Regions from separate parts of the Mus musculus genome. Here region 1 is linked to region 2. The links are chromatin loops, found by intact Hi-C in ENCODE. Cell type or tissue: heart. All regions are shown on one strand. Each heading gives the region's core, and the rest is flanking DNA. Links, peaks and the distances in the headings are about the cores only. Region 1 has its middle 47 kb from the start of Gm39957. Region 2 holds the start of Sstr4 (somatostatin receptor 4).

Region 1 (8,341 bases), core at 261-8,260, 51 kb before region 2:
TTTTTTTTAATTTTTCTTTACCACATCATCTGCTTCCTCTGATTTCCCTCTGTTGTCTTCTTTCGGTTTATTCATCTGTCTGATTTGACCTCCTTAATGTTGAAAGGAGTTTACCTATGTGAAAAACTTTAACAGCCTGTTCTCATTTAGCAGAGTTACTGATAAGCTGGTGGAAAAGGAAACTGCAAATCCCTCATTTGCCCATAGGATCCACTTTCACCATACTGTCCTCTATTCTGGAAGCTGACCAATGTGCCATGCTCACCAGTCTCCTTTATACACCTCTGTTTGAAGTAACCAATCTACAGCATTGGTAAGAGGTCAGATGGCAGGCAGAGAAGACATGTTCCCTACTGAGCAGGGACTGTATTCCTCCTTTGAAGGCATCATACCCAAGAGTCACCCCTCTTCAACAGCTCTTTGTTGGGCTCTAATAATTATTTCTCTCTTCTTCTTTTATGATCTTGTTGGTTTCTGTTAGCCACATCCTCTTCCCATTAAATAGATCCTTTACTAAACTCTCCTCTTTTGACTGTGCTACCTGTCTTTCATTCAGAGTTCCTAATCATTACCGAATTCAGGTCCAGGACAAGGCTTGGCAATGAGTGGCTTCAGTGTACTATCATTGGTCTTTTTAATGGAAGAAATCCATGCATGTTCATATTAGTCAGTCAGGGCTCCCATTAAAAAGCTGTATGGACATTTTGATACTCACAGTTCTAGATGTAAATGTCCAGGTGCAATGTACCAGCAGATTTGGTATCTTCTGAGGTCTTTTTCCTTGTAGGTGGTCTCAGCCCCATGTCTCCCATGACAACCTCTCTGTGCATATGTTTGATGTGTCTGTATTTAAATTTCCTCTTCTAGTAAGATCTGAAGCCATGTGATATATAAGTGCCCACACCAACAGCCTAATTTGAATTCATTACCACTCTGAGATCCTGTCTCTAATATTCCATGATCTTCCAAGGTTCTGTGAATTGGGGGGCAGGGGAATCCTACTTGGTGAGCCTGCTCTGGCTATACAGAGCACTCCACGTATCTATTTCCTCAAAAGAGCCCTTTTATCCATGGTAGAGGGTACATTTTGGACCATTGTTCATCATGAAGGGCCCTAATGAGTTTCCCTGTTATTGTTCTTACAGCTGATCCTCCCTCTCCATTGAGGGTCCAGGATTCTCTCTTACTTTAGGTCAGAGAAGATATGTCCTGGGTAGAGGAATGGTATCACCATCTTCCCTCTCAGCTCTGTCCGTCACGTCTGACCTGGGGATGCTGAAATGCTTACACGTGACCACTTGTGCTTTCTGCAAAAATAGTCTAACTTTCTAATGTTAGTCCTTCCATGGAGACTTGGTTTCTGCATTCAACTCATTTGAGATGTTACTGCCAGTTCATCAGCTCATTTTACCAGAGGAAAAGAAGGTGGACTGCCACATTACAGGGTATGCCTATAAGACCCTTAGTTTGCTGTTAGTCATGTCTCATTTAAAGAATCAGTCAGTAAATGTCTCCCTGATTTTCTTCATACTGATGAGACTGCTATATCTCTCCCTACTAGACCATAATTTTAGTGATCTGAGAAAAGAGTGAAGACAAAGGCTTGTAATCAAACCATGCTTAGCCATAGGTTCCCAGTGATCCTTAAAGTCCCATAGCCTCATCTCTCAAGTGCTAAAAATGACCTCAGTATTTAAGATTCCACAGCAACTAAATGGGGCTTGATTTTAGATTCTTTTGTTGTTGGACATTTATAAGTTTTAGTATAAGGCAAATATTTAATGTTGAATTTTTATTATTTTATTTCCAACATCCACCAAAATCCTCTTGTCTATTGCAACTCAGAAAGAAGTCTAGAGCTTTAACTTCATGCCAAGTTCTGTAAATCTACCTTGTAAGCTCAGCCATCTTCTACCCCTTGAACCAGGACCACCCTTCCTTTATTATTATTTTCACTGAAATAATAACTTTTTATTTTCAGATAACAGATAAGATCTACAGACAAGATAGTACAGAAATTGCTTGTATGTAGCCTCCACTTTCTCCAATTTTTCTCATCTTACATTGCAGGGTATGCCTATAAGACCCTTAGGACCAACATCAGTACCTCTGTATATCCATAATTGTTAAATTCATGCTTTCTTGGAATATCAGAAGTTTTCCCTCATTTCCCCTTTTTTCAATTTCAGAGACCCTCTCACCGAATGAATCTCTTCATTGTGTTTCTTCAGTTTCTACTGATTTATAACTGTTTTTTTCCAGACTTCCCTTGGTTTTGATGACCTTTATAGTCTCAATAAGCCTTGGCCCTATGTTTTGTAGAATGTCACTTGGCTTTCTGAAGCTTTCCTCCTGGGAAGACTCTAGCTTGGCCATGGGTGGGGGTAAGGAACTCAGCAGGAGAGTATTCTGACCTTAACATTGTGTCTAGTATTCATACTTTCAGCATGACTTCTCACTTGTATTGTATCTTCTGTTATTATAACCAAATCATTGAGCTTGAGTCACTTACTAAGAAACTAAGAACTGTTATTTGGTTCTGGATGCAGGATACTCATACAATGAAGGAACTGAGATCTGATTCATACTGGGAAGGGCCTCTCACTGCCTCACCACCTGTCAATAGGATGCAAGCAACCACCACAGTTCTCCTTTTCTTTCATTTTGGTTGTTATCTATCATGTTGATTTTATTTATTTTATGTTACTCATTTGAAACAGATTCATGCTATAGCCTAGTCTTTACCCAAAATGCTACCCCTTGCCTCTACCTTCCAAGTTAGGATTATAGGAGTGTATCACTAGGTCCTTATAAAGTCATCAATGCCATCCTAATACTATATATACCCTCATGCCTTCATGAGAACCTAATCCCTTCATAAAAGCCCTGCCTCTGAAAGCATCAGCATATGAGCTCAGCATTAAAGTTGCAACACATGACCTGGTGGGGGCCTGCTCAAACTACTGCATGATCTTTTCTTCACCCCTAAAGCTACTCTCTTTCCATGTTGTACTACTTGGAAACAAGTCACTTGGTACATCCACACTCAGGGGTAAGAGCCAGTTCCTCTCTGTGATAATCCAGCTCCTCTTTTATCTTTATAGCATTAAGATACTGAGATGGCTCCAGTTTACTGAAGTCTGCACTGAGGTGACTGCGTGTTACTCTGTACATATTTGGAAACTTATAAGTAATCAAAGATGAAAGCCAAATGGTCTCCTGTTCCCTGCCAACATCCTTCTTCCTGTGATAAAACAATTGTCTTTTCTCAGAAATGAAGTCTATGATTGCATGACAATAGGTCTTTCTGCAGGAAGACATTGTTAGGAGGTCTCCAGACTGTCAAAAGAATCACATTTATACTTAGATATGGGTTTCAGGAAGTTATTACGTATTGACATGCATTGCTTTGAACTAAGCCCACAAGTCTGTCATTACAAACCCCCAAAGCACACTGGCAAACTGAGGCAGTGGGTGGGGACCAAGGTGCTGGCTCCTGTTCTTACTGCATTGTCCCCTTGTTTCCTGGATGGTCTCTGTTTTCAGTGTCATGTATGATACAGATAGCATTTCTGCATACATCCCTATATCACCAGGCTTTTCAGGAAATCAGTGAAGAGTTCTTCATATTCCTTAGAACAAGGAAAAATGTCCCTGCTGAATGGCCACTAGCTATCAGACATCAAATCTGTGTCTGTCTCACCCCTCTGACTTGATGGAAGGACAGTGGTATGATAAATCTAGCAAAAGGATCAGTTTCCTCTAATCCTACTCAGCATGGGTTCAAGTCCTAACTAAAATAGGAACATGGCCTTAAGTACTCAACAGCTTCAAAGAGCACACCGACCCTTTACTGCTTCCCACAGTCCCTCTTTCCTGTCTCTGTTCTTATCAAGCTCTGGTCCTTTTCTTTCCATTTCCTTCCTTTGGTCTAAGTGAGCCCTTGGATGCCAGTCTTTGAGGGTTGTGTCCTTTTGCTTATTGGTCTGGTTCATGCAACACTGCTACTTCACTTCCATACAACTCCAGCTTCTATGCAGGAAGAACAAGTGGAAACTTCCTAAACCATTCTTGCAATTATTTATAAGACCAAGTGTTTTTTTTTTCAGTGCCCTGGTCAGGGTGGACCCATGAGTTTGACTGCTAATAGCATTGCTTCTCTGTATAGAGTTAGAAGTAACAAATACATTGAACAAGGTGGTAACCCATTTGGTTTCTCCATTTCCTTCCTCTCTCATTCATTAAAGACAAGACAACCATGCACATTTACTCCAGATACCAGGGAATGCTGGAGAAAAAGATGGAACAGACAGCCCAGAACTGTGACTCTGTATGCTACAGGAGACCAACCTAGAGCTAGAGCATGTGAAGGGTTAAGCCACAGGCACCAAGGCTTCCAAGGACACTCCCAGGAAAAGGTGAGGCCTGCCTGACAAACTGATGGTCAGCCCAGTTACATAAAGGCAAGGGTTATTTTTATAAAGAAAGTAAAGAGGCAATCTCTTCCAAACAAATCCCAGATGGGCTGAGAATCCTTTCTGTAAAATAAATACACCCAGATCATAGGAAGTACAAAGGGACATGTTTACAAGGAGCTGAGGAGCTGCCTGGCAGTGACTGGGATCTCTGTAGTCTACCTGTAGATGGTGTCCTTTGTGAAAGCCACCGTTTTCTAGCAATTGGAGCTCAACTAGTATATCAGTAGAACCACAAAGGTTACTGGCGAGGCAGACTGATCTTATTGGGAAAGAGAAATAGAATAGGTAGTTATGGATGAACGGGGTGTGTAGGACAGGAGATCTTGTGAGGAGAGAGGAAAAATAAGGAATAGGGGGAAAGACAGCCAAAATTAAGGACCGTTTCAAGAATAGTATGGAAACCTAATATAGAAGAAGCTTCCTTAAAAATATACATACTTAAAGTTGATCAAACTGAAATTGCCAAGTAATGGTGGAGACAGAGACTTAACTGACCATCTGTAGTCACTAAATGAAGCTTCCAGTCCCAGGATTAGGTTACATCTAATTGAGTTTATGGCCAAAGAGATCCCATGGGAATCCTCAAATAACTCTAATTGTTGCCAAGACAATTATAATTGCTCTCCACAAAACAATAGCAAGGCCACAATGCTGAAGACAACACCTACACAATTCACATAATATGAAGAGGTCAAACTGGTAGTTACATAGAGCCTTTACTCCAATGTGCTAGCTTCTTAGATACAGGAAGGTACTCTGCAAATACCAACCAAGCCATGTGCTGGGTTAATGAAGATGAAGAACTTGTGGGAGTAGCTAACCTCTACCAGGAGAGGGAATCCATACCTAATACTGTCTGGATGACCAGAAACTGGAGGCTGGATAACCCCTAGACCTAGGATATTGGGAGAAATCAATAAAATGATTCATAATAATATTCTGCTATATTCATAGATCAGTGTTGCCTAGCCCATTGTCATCAGAGATACTTCCTCTGGCTCCTGATGAAAACAGTTGCACAGACCCACATTCAAAAACTTGACACAGAGAGAGCCCAAACTAGAGACCTCAATAGGGTCCCTTCTCTTGGAATTTGGGGAAAAGGGGAGGAAGAATTTTAGGAGCCAGGGGGTTGAGGACACCACAAGAACATGGCCCACAGTATCAAGTAAGCAGGGCTCATAGGGGCTCACAGAAACTGAAAAGCTCCTTGGTTGTGAGTCTGCAGTTGGTCCTCTGTGTATACATTAGGGGTGTCAGCTTGTTTTTGTGGGATTCCTAACAGTGGGACTGGGGATGCCTCTTGGTATTTTTCTGGTTTTTGGAACTCTCCCTCCTGCTGGGCTGCCTCACCCAGCCCTGATATGAGAGTTTGTGCCCAGTCTTTTGTTTTTTTTTTTTTTTAAATAATTTATTTTTTTGTTCACTTTACATCCTGATTGTAGCCTCTTCCCTCCTCTCCTACCTGTCCCACCCTTACAACTCCCTCCCCTCCCCATTACTCCCTCCTCTTCTCCTCAGAGAAGAGGAAGCCCCACCTTGTGCACCACACTACCCTGGGACATCTACTCCCAGCAGGATTGTGTAGTCTTATTGTATCTTGTTATGCCATATTTGGTTGATATCCTTGAGAGACCTTCTCTTCTGAAGGGACAGAGAGGAAGAGTGGATCTGGGAGACAGGGGAGGTTGAGCAGAGGACTTGGAGGAGTAGAGTATGAGACATTTTTTTAAGGATAGGATAAAATGACTCTTATCGACATTCTGCTATATTCTTAATATCAGTGCCTTGCTCAGCCATCATCAGAAAAGCTTTCTCCTGCAGCAGATGATAACAAATACAGAGACCCACAGCCAGACATGCAGAGACTGGAGAGACCTTAGAACACTCAGCCCTAAATGGAATGTCTCTTTCAAATCCCTTCCCTCGGGGCTTAAGAAACCCTGTAGAAGTGGAGACTGCAAGAGTGTAAGAGCCAGAAAGGAGAGTACCAAGAAAACAAGGCCCTCTAAATCAAGATGATCAAAGCACATATTGATTCGGAGACTGGGCCCGCATACCCAGGGTCTGCACAAGTCAGCACCAGGTCCTCTGTGTATGTCTTGTAGCTTCCAGTTTAGCATTTTTATGGGATTCCTGGGTGTGAGAATGGGTGGGTATCTGGTTTCCATGTTTTCTTTTAGGCTTTTTTTTCCCTTTTGGTTGTTTGCTTAGCCCAATTCCATGGTGGTAGTTTTTGTTTTATCTTCTTATATAGCATTTTATTTTATTATTAGCCCTTAGAAGCTGGTTTGTTTTATAATAAGAAACAAAAGTGAGTGGATCCGGATGGGAGGGGAGGTGGGGAGGAACTGGGAGGAGTAGAGGGAGGGGAAACTGTAATCAGGACGTGTTTTGCAAGGGGGGAACTATTTTCAATAAAAGGGGAAAATAACAGGCACAGTGACACTGACCTCTAAAAGCAAAAACACACGCACGTACACACGCACATTTTGTATCTTAAAATACCATCCCAAGATGCCTGCAGAGGCCTATATCCCACTGACTGATCTGAACCATTGAGCTTGAAAGTGTTCTCTTAAAACTCCAAGGAAGAACAGTGAATTATATCAGTGGCCACCTGCAGGATATGGGATCCACTGTCCTTTAAAGAATATGCTTTAAAAAGTACTTCCCAGTGATTTGTTTTTTACTTAAATGTTTCTAGCATTCACTTATATTATGATAATAAGTCATGTAGAATACAGTGAGGAAGTATATATGTATGTAAGCACGCATGTAAATGTGCATGTATGGGAGTCCACGTGAGTATGTGTATGCAAGCATATGCTTGACATGTGAATGTTTGATTCACCACAAGTAGGTTATAAAAGGCTGGGACATCCAGTTAAATTTAAATTCACATTATAGGATGCATAATATTTTACTATAATTATGCTCACAAGCGGTACACATAAACATTATAAATGTGCACTACAGTATCATTCATTGCATATCCAAAGTCCAAGGCAAATGGCTATTCTGGATCTCTATTTTTTTCTGGCAATCCTAGGAAACATTAGAGTGAGGAGCTGTGTCAATAAATGTGCATTCACATGGTATGAGTCTGTGTGTGTGCATATGTGTATCTTTGTGAGTTTCTGTGTGTCTGTCTTTGTTGTGTGTCTATCTGTGTGTCTGGTTCTGCATGTGTTTGTGTGACTGTGAGTGTGTATGTGTCTGTGTGTGTGTGTGTATGTGCCTGTGTGTGTGTCTGAGTTTGTGTCTGAGTCTGCCTGTGTGTGTGTGTATGTGTGTGTGAACATGTCTTTGTTGTGTGTCTGTCTGTGTGTATCTGGTTCTGTGTATGTCTGTGTGACTGTGTGTGTATGTGTCTGAATGTGTCTGTGTGTATATGTCTGTGTGTGTATGTGTGTCTGTGTGTATTTGTGTGTCTGAGTTTGTGTCTGTGTCTGACTGTATGTGTGTGTGTATGTATGTGTCTCTGAACATGTCTGTATGTGTGTCTGTGTTATGTCTGTGATTGTGTCTCAGTCTGGCTGTGTGTGTATGTCCATGTCTTTGTGTGTTTCTCTGTGTCTGTCTTTGTTGTGTGTCTATCTGTGTGTATCTGGTTCTTTATGTGTCTGTGTGACTGTGAGTGTATGTGTCTGTGTGTGTCTGTGTTTGTTTCTGAGTTTGGCTGTGTGTGTGTGTTCATGTGTGTGTCTAAGAATGAGTGTGCACACTGATAAAATTTCTACCACCAAGTGGAATGACCAGGGATTGCTCTGCACTTTGCCCCATCCTCCAAAAGGAAATGGGGCCAGCATTAGCCACAGTGAGTTTGGGTGAAAACATAAGCACTAGATGTCTAGTCTAGT
Region 2 (8,341 bases), core at 107-8,106:
CTGAAGCAGAAGAGCCCCCAAACCCACCTCTTTCCTGCTTCTCAGCATGAATGCTCCCCTAGGCCTCCTCTCCTGGTAGAGTAACGAGTTGGCCAATACCTCTTCCAGGTACTCAATTAATGTGATGGAAATTTCAACATGAACCATGTTTCTCAAAAACAAAACAAAACAAAACAAAGCAAAACAAAACAAAAAGCCCTGTTTATCTGGGGTATTTATTTTAGTAACAAAAAGCTTACTAACACAATGTCTATTGTGCTATTCTGGTGATAATGATATCAATGAATGTATGGAATTTCTCAGTGCCAGATGTCTTTCATGTTGTAATTGTTTTTTCATGTTGTTGCTCTTAGGATATAGCACCTCATAGATCCAGGTTGGTCTTGAAGTTTCTATGTAATACAGGTTGCCCTTGAACTCTTAATACTCCTGCCTCTACCTCCAAATGTTGGAATTAAAGGTATGTGCCACCATGCCCACCATGTCAGACTTTAAACAGCTTCAAGTATGTCAACTTGCTTGGAACACACAACAGCATAGTGGGGAAAGGGGATAGGGTGATGCCCATTTACAGCGAAGGGTGTGGCAACTCAAATTGGATGTCTTGCCCAAGATCATTCACTGGTGTAATGAAGCAAGGGCTTGTGGGGAATATAATGTCATGTATGTTTTATAAATACCCAGAATTTGAACAGGCTTCATCCCTCACCCAGTACCATCAGCAAAATCAAAACTTCAACTTTGAGATCTGTTTCTGGACTTTGAGGAACAAAGGCCACAGCAGACATCTTGTCTGTTTATCGTGCCATTATCACCAAATGACTGCCATAGACAAGGTACATTGGAAGAGATTTATTTTGACTTGATTTGAGGAATTTTAGTCCATAGTTCTTGTGCCACAGATTCTATACTGAGGCAAAATGTCATGGCAGTTGGCAGACAGGAAACAAATGGACAGGAAAATACAAGAGCCAATTATGATCTTTAAAAACACAGACACACACCACCACTACCTAGGCTACAGAGATGGCTCACTGGTTAAGAACATTGACTGCTTTTACAGAGGACTGTGACTCTATTCTCAGCATCCCCATGGCAGCTCACAACTGTTTGTAATTCCAGTTCCTCAGGATCTAACACTCTCTCTGGCTTCTGCAAGGCACCAGGTAGCATGTAGCTCAAACATATGCACAGATAAACACTTAGAAACTGAAAATAATAATTTCCTTTTAAATTGAAAGACATGTCCCCAAGAGACCTATTTTTCTTAAGTAGGCTCTGCTTCCCAGTTTCCATTCTGCAAAGTAGTGTCACCATCAAGGGGACACAGCCTATGGGAGACATGTGATATGCAAACCAAAACAAAGTCAGGTTTCCCAACTTCCTTTTACACAACCACAAGAGATTTGACCTTTGCAACAGTGCTATGCTGTAGGTAGGGCCTCTTGGCATCAACTTAATACCAGTTCATTGAAGCAACTTTTAAAAGACAAGATCAGATGGCCCCACCAGTCCCTGAACCTCATTCATGACACATGTTCAGAGCCCGAGGCAAAGAGTATGGAGGCAGGAAGTACCAGGAAGGAACTTTTGAGGAAGAAGTAGGAAGATTCCAAAAGCTCACCCGGAGAACTTCAGGAAAGACTTTTCCAGGAAGAGAGAGTACTGAATGCTCAATAGGTGAAGGGACCTCGGAGGAGGTGAGTCCAGGGAAGGGGACAGACAGACAACACGCTTGACCTGGAAATAGAGGTAATCTGTGGAACAGTTACTGAAGAGTCTCTCCAGAGTCCAGAGTTACACAGAAAGCACTGGACACCTCCTTCCACTAAACATTTCCTCTGCTTTTTTTCTGTGTGAGGGTCCAGGCCCCTCCCATGGAGACATTGATAGGAATAAGACTAAAGGAAAAAGCAGGCACATTTAAGGACTGACCACAAAAGGGGTCATGCCCTTTAGGGCCAGCTCTTCTCTAGGGCCTTGCTTTAGCAGCTTATCTAGGGCAGAAGTGGAGGGTTCCCTGCTCATGTCTAGCAGTGAGTTTGGAAGCAGGGATGGATGACACAGGCTGGCAAGCCATCTTTCTTCCTGTGGCAGGAACCTCCATGAGTGAGTGCCATGTGGGAGTTAGCAGGTCTCTCTGTCACTGGAGTCCACTTACTCAAAGCACCTGGGAGACAGGGATTCACTTTCTTTTTCTTTTTCTCTTTTATTTTTTTTTCTTTGTTTTGTTTTTTGAGATAGGGTTTCTCTGTGTAGCTCTGGCTACCTCACTCTGTAGACCAGGCTAGCCTCTGCCTCCCAAGTGCCAGGATTAAAACCGTATGTCACCACTAGCATTCTCTCTCTGTCTCTCTCTCTTTCTCTCTCTGTCTCTGTCTCTCTCTCTTTCTCTCTCTGTCTCTGTCTCTCTCTCTTTCTCTCTCTGTCTCTGTCTCTCTCTCTCTCTCATGTGTGTGTGTGTGTATATATATATATATGTATATATATACATGTGTATATATATATATATATATATATATATATATATATATATATATGAATGATGGGAGGCAGATGCATGCATGCCACAGTGGGAAATAGAGGTCAAATTTCTTTTCTTGTGAATCATAGGGATAAAATTCAGGTCTTCAGGCTTAAGAGCAAGCACTTTTATCCCTGAGCCATTTCACTTGCCTGAGGTTAGTTATCTTGGGGTTAAAGGTATCTCTAGTTCTCCTAATACCACTCCATTTCCTGAGGACCTTAATTCCATGCAGATTCAATTTAAAAGATTCAGAGGGCCAGTGTTTGGGGTGAGGGAGGGCGGGCGGGCAGGAAGAGAGGGAGAGATCCAAGACACACACCCCAGGACCCCAACTCCACCTCTGGCCTCTTATCGACCTTGAATCCACAGAAATGTCCATAGAGACTTTCAGTTTCCCTCATCCCTGGACTGAGCTAAAGGACAATACAGGACTTTCTGAACATTGAAAGAGCAGGGAAGGGCTGTCAGGTGCTGGGATGATGGCTCTGCGTGCTTGGGTGCTTGGGGTAATCTGGGGCCATCCAGATACTTTAATACCCAGAAAACTGTAGGTAGTGAGCGAGCGATTCGGAGAGAACCAGGATCCTAAGGGGAGAGGATCTGAAGAGCTGACGGAGGCGAGATCTAGCGGCACACGGTAGGACGGGTTCCAAGTAAAGTTTCTGATAGCCCGGCGAAACTGGCAACATGGCAGAGGTGGCGCAGGTAAGAAAAGCCCACAAGAGCTCTTCGGGCAAAGGCACCTGAGGTTGGGCGCGCGAAGGGAAGGGCGCGCGCCGGGCAAATGGAGCTCCCGCGGCCGAGGGGCGCGCGGCAGCGCAGGGATTGGCGGGTGCTCCCGGGCCCCCGCGCACTTCTTAGGCGGAGCGGCTGAGCCGAGCGTGTGCGCGCGCGACCCCAGCCCGCCTCTTGGTCCTTGGCTCAGCGCTCCGCTGCTCTCCACCGCATTCCGCTGCCCGGGGTGGGCACCCCGAGACATGAACGCGCCAGCAACTCTGCCTCCGGGGGTCGAGGACACCACCTGGACCCCTGGGATCAACGCCAGCTGGGCTCCGGACGAGGAGGAGGAGGATGCGATGGGGTCCGACGGCACAGGGACAGCGGGCATGGTCACTATCCAGTGCATCTATGCGCTCGTGTGTCTGGTGGGCCTGGTGGGAAACGCCCTGGTCATCTTCGTGATCCTACGCTATGCCAAGATGAAGACAGCCACCAACATCTACCTACTCAACCTGGCCGTCGCCGATGAGCTCTTCATGCTCAGCGTGCCATTCGTGGCCTCGGCGGCTGCCCTGCGCCACTGGCCGTTCGGGGCGGTGCTGTGTCGCGCAGTGCTTAGCGTGGACGGCCTGAACATGTTCACTAGTGTCTTCTGCCTCACCGTGCTCAGCGTGGACCGCTATGTGGCTGTTGTGCACCCTCTGCGCGCCGCCACCTACCGGCGGCCCAGCGTGGCCAAGCTAATCAACCTGGGAGTGTGGCTAGCATCCTTGCTGGTCACCCTGCCCATCGCAGTCTTCGCTGACACCAGGCCAGCTCGTGGGGGCGAGGCCGTGGCTTGCAACCTGCACTGGCCTCACCCGGCCTGGTCTGCGGTCTTTGTGATCTATACTTTTTTGTTGGGCTTCCTACTCCCGGTTCTGGCCATCGGATTATGCTACCTGCTTATTGTGGGCAAGATGCGCGCTGTGGCCCTGCGGGCTGGCTGGCAACAACGGAGGCGCTCAGAGAAGAAGATCACTAGGCTCGTGCTAATGGTGGTGACCGTCTTTGTGCTATGCTGGATGCCTTTCTATGTGGTGCAGCTTCTGAACCTGTTTGTCACCAGCCTCGATGCCACTGTCAACCATGTGTCCCTCATCCTGAGCTATGCCAACAGCTGTGCCAATCCCATTCTCTATGGCTTCCTCTCTGACAACTTCCGGCGCTCTTTCCAGCGGGTTCTGTGCCTGCGCTGCTGTCTCCTGGAAACAACTGGAGGTGCTGAGGAAGAGCCCCTGGACTACTATGCCACTGCTCTCAAAAGCAGAGGGGGTGCAGGATGCATATGCCCTCCTCTGCCCTGCCAGCAGGAGCCCGTGCAAGCAGAACCTGGCTGCAAGCAAGTCCCTTTCACCAAGACCACTACTTTCTGAAAACCATTTTACCCTCCCTCACCTCGCCTGCAAACGGGTCTGCGCCACTCTCTCAAGCCAGCAACTTCAAGAACAACTCCTGTTTTCACTAAGCCAGGCCCTTTCAGCAGCCTGTGTGCTGTCCCCAGGAGCCTCAGGACTCCTGCTAGTCCCTCCCTCTCCTAGGACTGGCTCCAAGGACACCTCCATGGGGGTAGGACTGCCCTGGGATTTGGGCTAAAGTACCATCCATTCCTGGGCCTCTGGCAATTTTTCAAGAGGTGGGAAGCAGGTGGTGGTCAGAAAGGAATGTCTACCCTTGTGTGACTTGTGACAGTGACTGCTTGAAAGAGCCCTTGGGAGGCTGAGGTAGGCAGAGCCTGTGCTCTGTGTAGGCTCTTTGCTGTATGGTAGCATAGTGTGTATGGTGAGACAAGGGAGAAGATAGGATAACTCCAAGTGGTTTCCCTCTGTGTCGGTCTGAGGCTCTCGTTGCTAAGTGAGATGTCTACGTAACAGACGAGGGCACTTGCACTGTCACTGTACAAGTGTTTTCCAGTTGTCAAGGGGCCAGTAGAGACTTCCTGTGAGTGTGAAAGGCTTAAAGAAGCATGATGTGGGGCGGTTTTGCAAGGCATAAAACTTCTGGTCAGGAATTCAAAGGCAGAAAGGATTAAAATCTCATCAGCTGCAATTTTTTTTCCACCCCCGTCCCTGATTGCAGGAATATGAAACCCCATTAAAGCCCGAGCTATGCTATGAGGGGGAAGGTGTCGGAAAAAGACCAGAGAACTAGGTGGAGGGGAAACAGACTCTGTTTTGACATCAGATGATGACCACAGTGAAAAGCCATTCCTGTGCCTTGTAAGTTAACCACAGCTTCAGTATACTTCCCCTGAGGAAGATTCACAGCCTGTAAGAGCTTTACTTAGGCTAAAGCGCTGGAGGGAACCCAGCTTATGCAGCATCTGGGTGAGAAGTGGCTGATTACAGCCCAGATCAGTATAGCAAAAATGCCCTGCTGAGTTCTACTGAGCCATCGCTGGTGGTACTAGAACAACGAGCCAAGAGGGGGAGGAGGAAGCACAGGGTAGTCATCTGGGCAGTCTCCACAGCTGCCTGGCAAGGGAGAGTGTTCTTGAAAAGAAAACACCTGGATCCTATCATCCTAAAGAACATAGCCCTGTGTCTTCTAGGGCAGTCAGCATGAGTTCTATCTAGCTGTTGGGAGGCTAATGAGGATCCAGAGTGAACCAAGAAGTAGAGTGGGGCCTGAGGGAATGCTCCACCACCCTGTGGGTTACAGTGAATCTCTGAAACCCTGGGAGAAGCAGGAGGTGACCTTTTTCTGGGCTTCTTGCCCAGAGCCATGACTTGTATGACAGTAGCAGCTGCCTGGTATGTGGGAAATGGACAAGGCGGCTGAATTCTGGTCCCAGGCACAAATATCTTAAAACCCAAGCAGGTCACTCAGGCCAGGTCTTCAGAATTTTTGCCTGGAAAAATCAACTGCTCCTTGTTGTTTGGCAACTCTTTAGCTGACCCAGTGTTTTCTGTTGTTTTAGCTATTGTTGTTCTGTTGCTGTTGAGACAAGATCTCATGTAACACCAGCTAGCCATCAATTCACTACATAGTAGCCGAGGATGGACTTAAACTTATGATCCTCCTACCTCTACCCACTGAGTGTTGGGATTAGATTGTTCAGCATCATGCCTGTTCCATGTTAGGGATAAAACTCAGCGCCTCGTGGAGGCTAGGCAGGCACTTTACCAACTGAGCTATATCCCCAGTCCCACATGGTGACTCTTAGCAGCTAAGACTGGAGATTCCACCTTCCCCACCAACAGTAGAAAAGAGAAAGTTAAGTGTGTGGACATAGACCTGTTGCATTCTCACTTTCTGAAATAGTCAGCCAGCTAGATGGCCTGATAGTGACAACTGGTGTTGATTGTGGGTGTCTCAAGGGTGGTGCAGGAGTATGTGGAAGTCATCAGAGTCTGCTACTCAATTGATCTTGACTTACCTATGAGAAAACGGCATAGCCAGGTCTCTTCTGTATCAAAGGCCATGGCTATGGGTTGGAAATCTCTAAATAGAGCGCTGACCTCTTTGGCTCCACTAGCATGAATACACACATGCTCACACACATGCACAGACCATTCCTACCTGGTCATTACTTCTCACAGTCACCCTGAGCATTCAGAAAAAGTCAGTTAGTTTAACATCTATAGGTCGTATGTCTATAGCAGCAACTTCTTATTGTTTTGTTCTGTTTTGTTTTTTATTATTATTAAATTGTTTCTTTGTCCCTGGTGCCTGGCAGAGTAGATATCTGATAAATAGTTTTGAACTTCACTGCAAGGATCATATAGTGGAAACTTTTGGCCTTAGCAATGGTTGCAGTAGTTTGAGTGAGTCTGGAGTTTATGTTTTCGGCCTTCTAATGACTCACCCAGGCCCCAAGACATGTTTGTTCATTGGAAAAAGACAAATTCCATTTTTTTTTTAAAAAATGCAAGCTTTTAACAGAGATTAATCATGGCTGAAAGGCTAATAGCTTCAAGCTGGAAAAGCCGCCAATGATAACAGAAAACATCAGCTTTAGCTAGCCCAAGAGAAGTAATTTTGGCTTTCTCACCTCAGTTTCCCACTCTTTTTCTTTTCTCCATTAATTAACTTATTTATTCATTTTGCATCCTGATTTGCCCACTCTTAATATATGTATAAATGGAAGGCTTGAGTTCCTAGCTCTTCTGTTGTGTCTGGACATGAATGCAGAAAAATTGGACTTTGAAACACTTGTCTGATAGGTGAATGTGAGAGCACAGATGTCATAATCCTGAAGCTGTGTTTGCTGAGACAACTCTACTGTGTTAGTCAGCACCGTGGCCCAAAATTCTGTTCCGTGGGTCCATGTGCTGGGATGTGTGTGTATTCAGTGACAGGGCGCTAAGGGTTTCTTTCAGTGATTCAACCAGCTTCCAGACAACATGGTGAGTCTGTACAGTATGGAACCTGGAAATAATTGGCAAAGGTGGCTATTAATTAAATAACCATACAAACAAAAGTGTCATTCAATTCAAAGCTAAACTAATACCATGATTAGAGATGCACCTTAATGGTAGAGTGTTTGCATGTGCAAGGCCCGGAAAAACATGCATGTGCTCTCACATGAGTGAGTACTGACTCTCTCTCTCTCTCTCTCTCTCTCTCACACACACACACACACACACACTCTATTCAAAGAAGGAATTTGGCACCCATGAGCTAATGCAATAGAATCAGCCCTGCTTTTACAGCAAGTGTTCCTGGGACACTGAGGAGGAGGGACTAGGGTGGTGTGGAGGCTCCTCTGTGTGCTATTATTCAAACTGGCTTTTCTGTAGTCACTTCGTGCAGGCAGTGCCATCTCTTCTTCTATTTTGATGAAAGCACCACTTGCACATGATAAAATCCACCCTTTGCAAGTATGCAGTTCTGTGATGCAGTTACAATCCTGAAGTTGACACCCCAATCAAGAGAGGCCCCATTTCTATCCTCATTGCTTTCTTTGTGATCTGTAGCCTACAGAAGGGGGCCACAGGGAAGACAGGAAGCAGAATTCTGGTGAGGCTTTCCCTAAATCTTTAGGGGCCGCTCCTTTCCTGCCAGCTCTGGATTCTTCCCACTGTCAGGGGGAACTCAGCTGAGAGATGCAGA

Evidence for each region. A loop is a pair of places that touch in the nucleus more often than their neighbours do. Peaks named below come from ENCODE experiments on the same cell type or tissue, not always from the same donor. Only the 100,000 strongest peaks of a DNase experiment are listed, where the experiment ranks them.
Region 1: it touches region 2 in a loop (2.2-fold over the local background); 5 of 42 quality-filtered maps call a loop at or near these places.

Annotation. Positions count from the first base shown.
Region 1 is chr2:148,341,131-148,349,471 of GRCm38, forward strand. No RefSeq gene overlaps it. Among named protein-coding and RNA genes, the nearest start is that of Gm39957, 47 kb to the right of the region's middle. In heart, for the core only: a CTCF peak has its summit at 4,606; a DNase peak (open chromatin) is centred at 4,431.
Region 2 is chr2:148,391,967-148,400,307 of GRCm38, forward strand. It overlaps Sstr4 (somatostatin receptor 4), which reads left to right and starts at 3,411. Exons shown (of 1, transcript NM_009219.3): 1 at 3,411-4,798. The coding sequence starts at 3,505. The coding sequence ends at 4,662. In heart, for the core only: a CTCF peak has its summit at 3,979 (motif pointing left); DNase peaks (open chromatin) are centred at 3,675, 3,955 and 5,995; H3K4me3 peaks cover 1,650 bases; H3K27ac peaks cover 1,487 bases; H3K27me3 peaks cover 5,069 bases.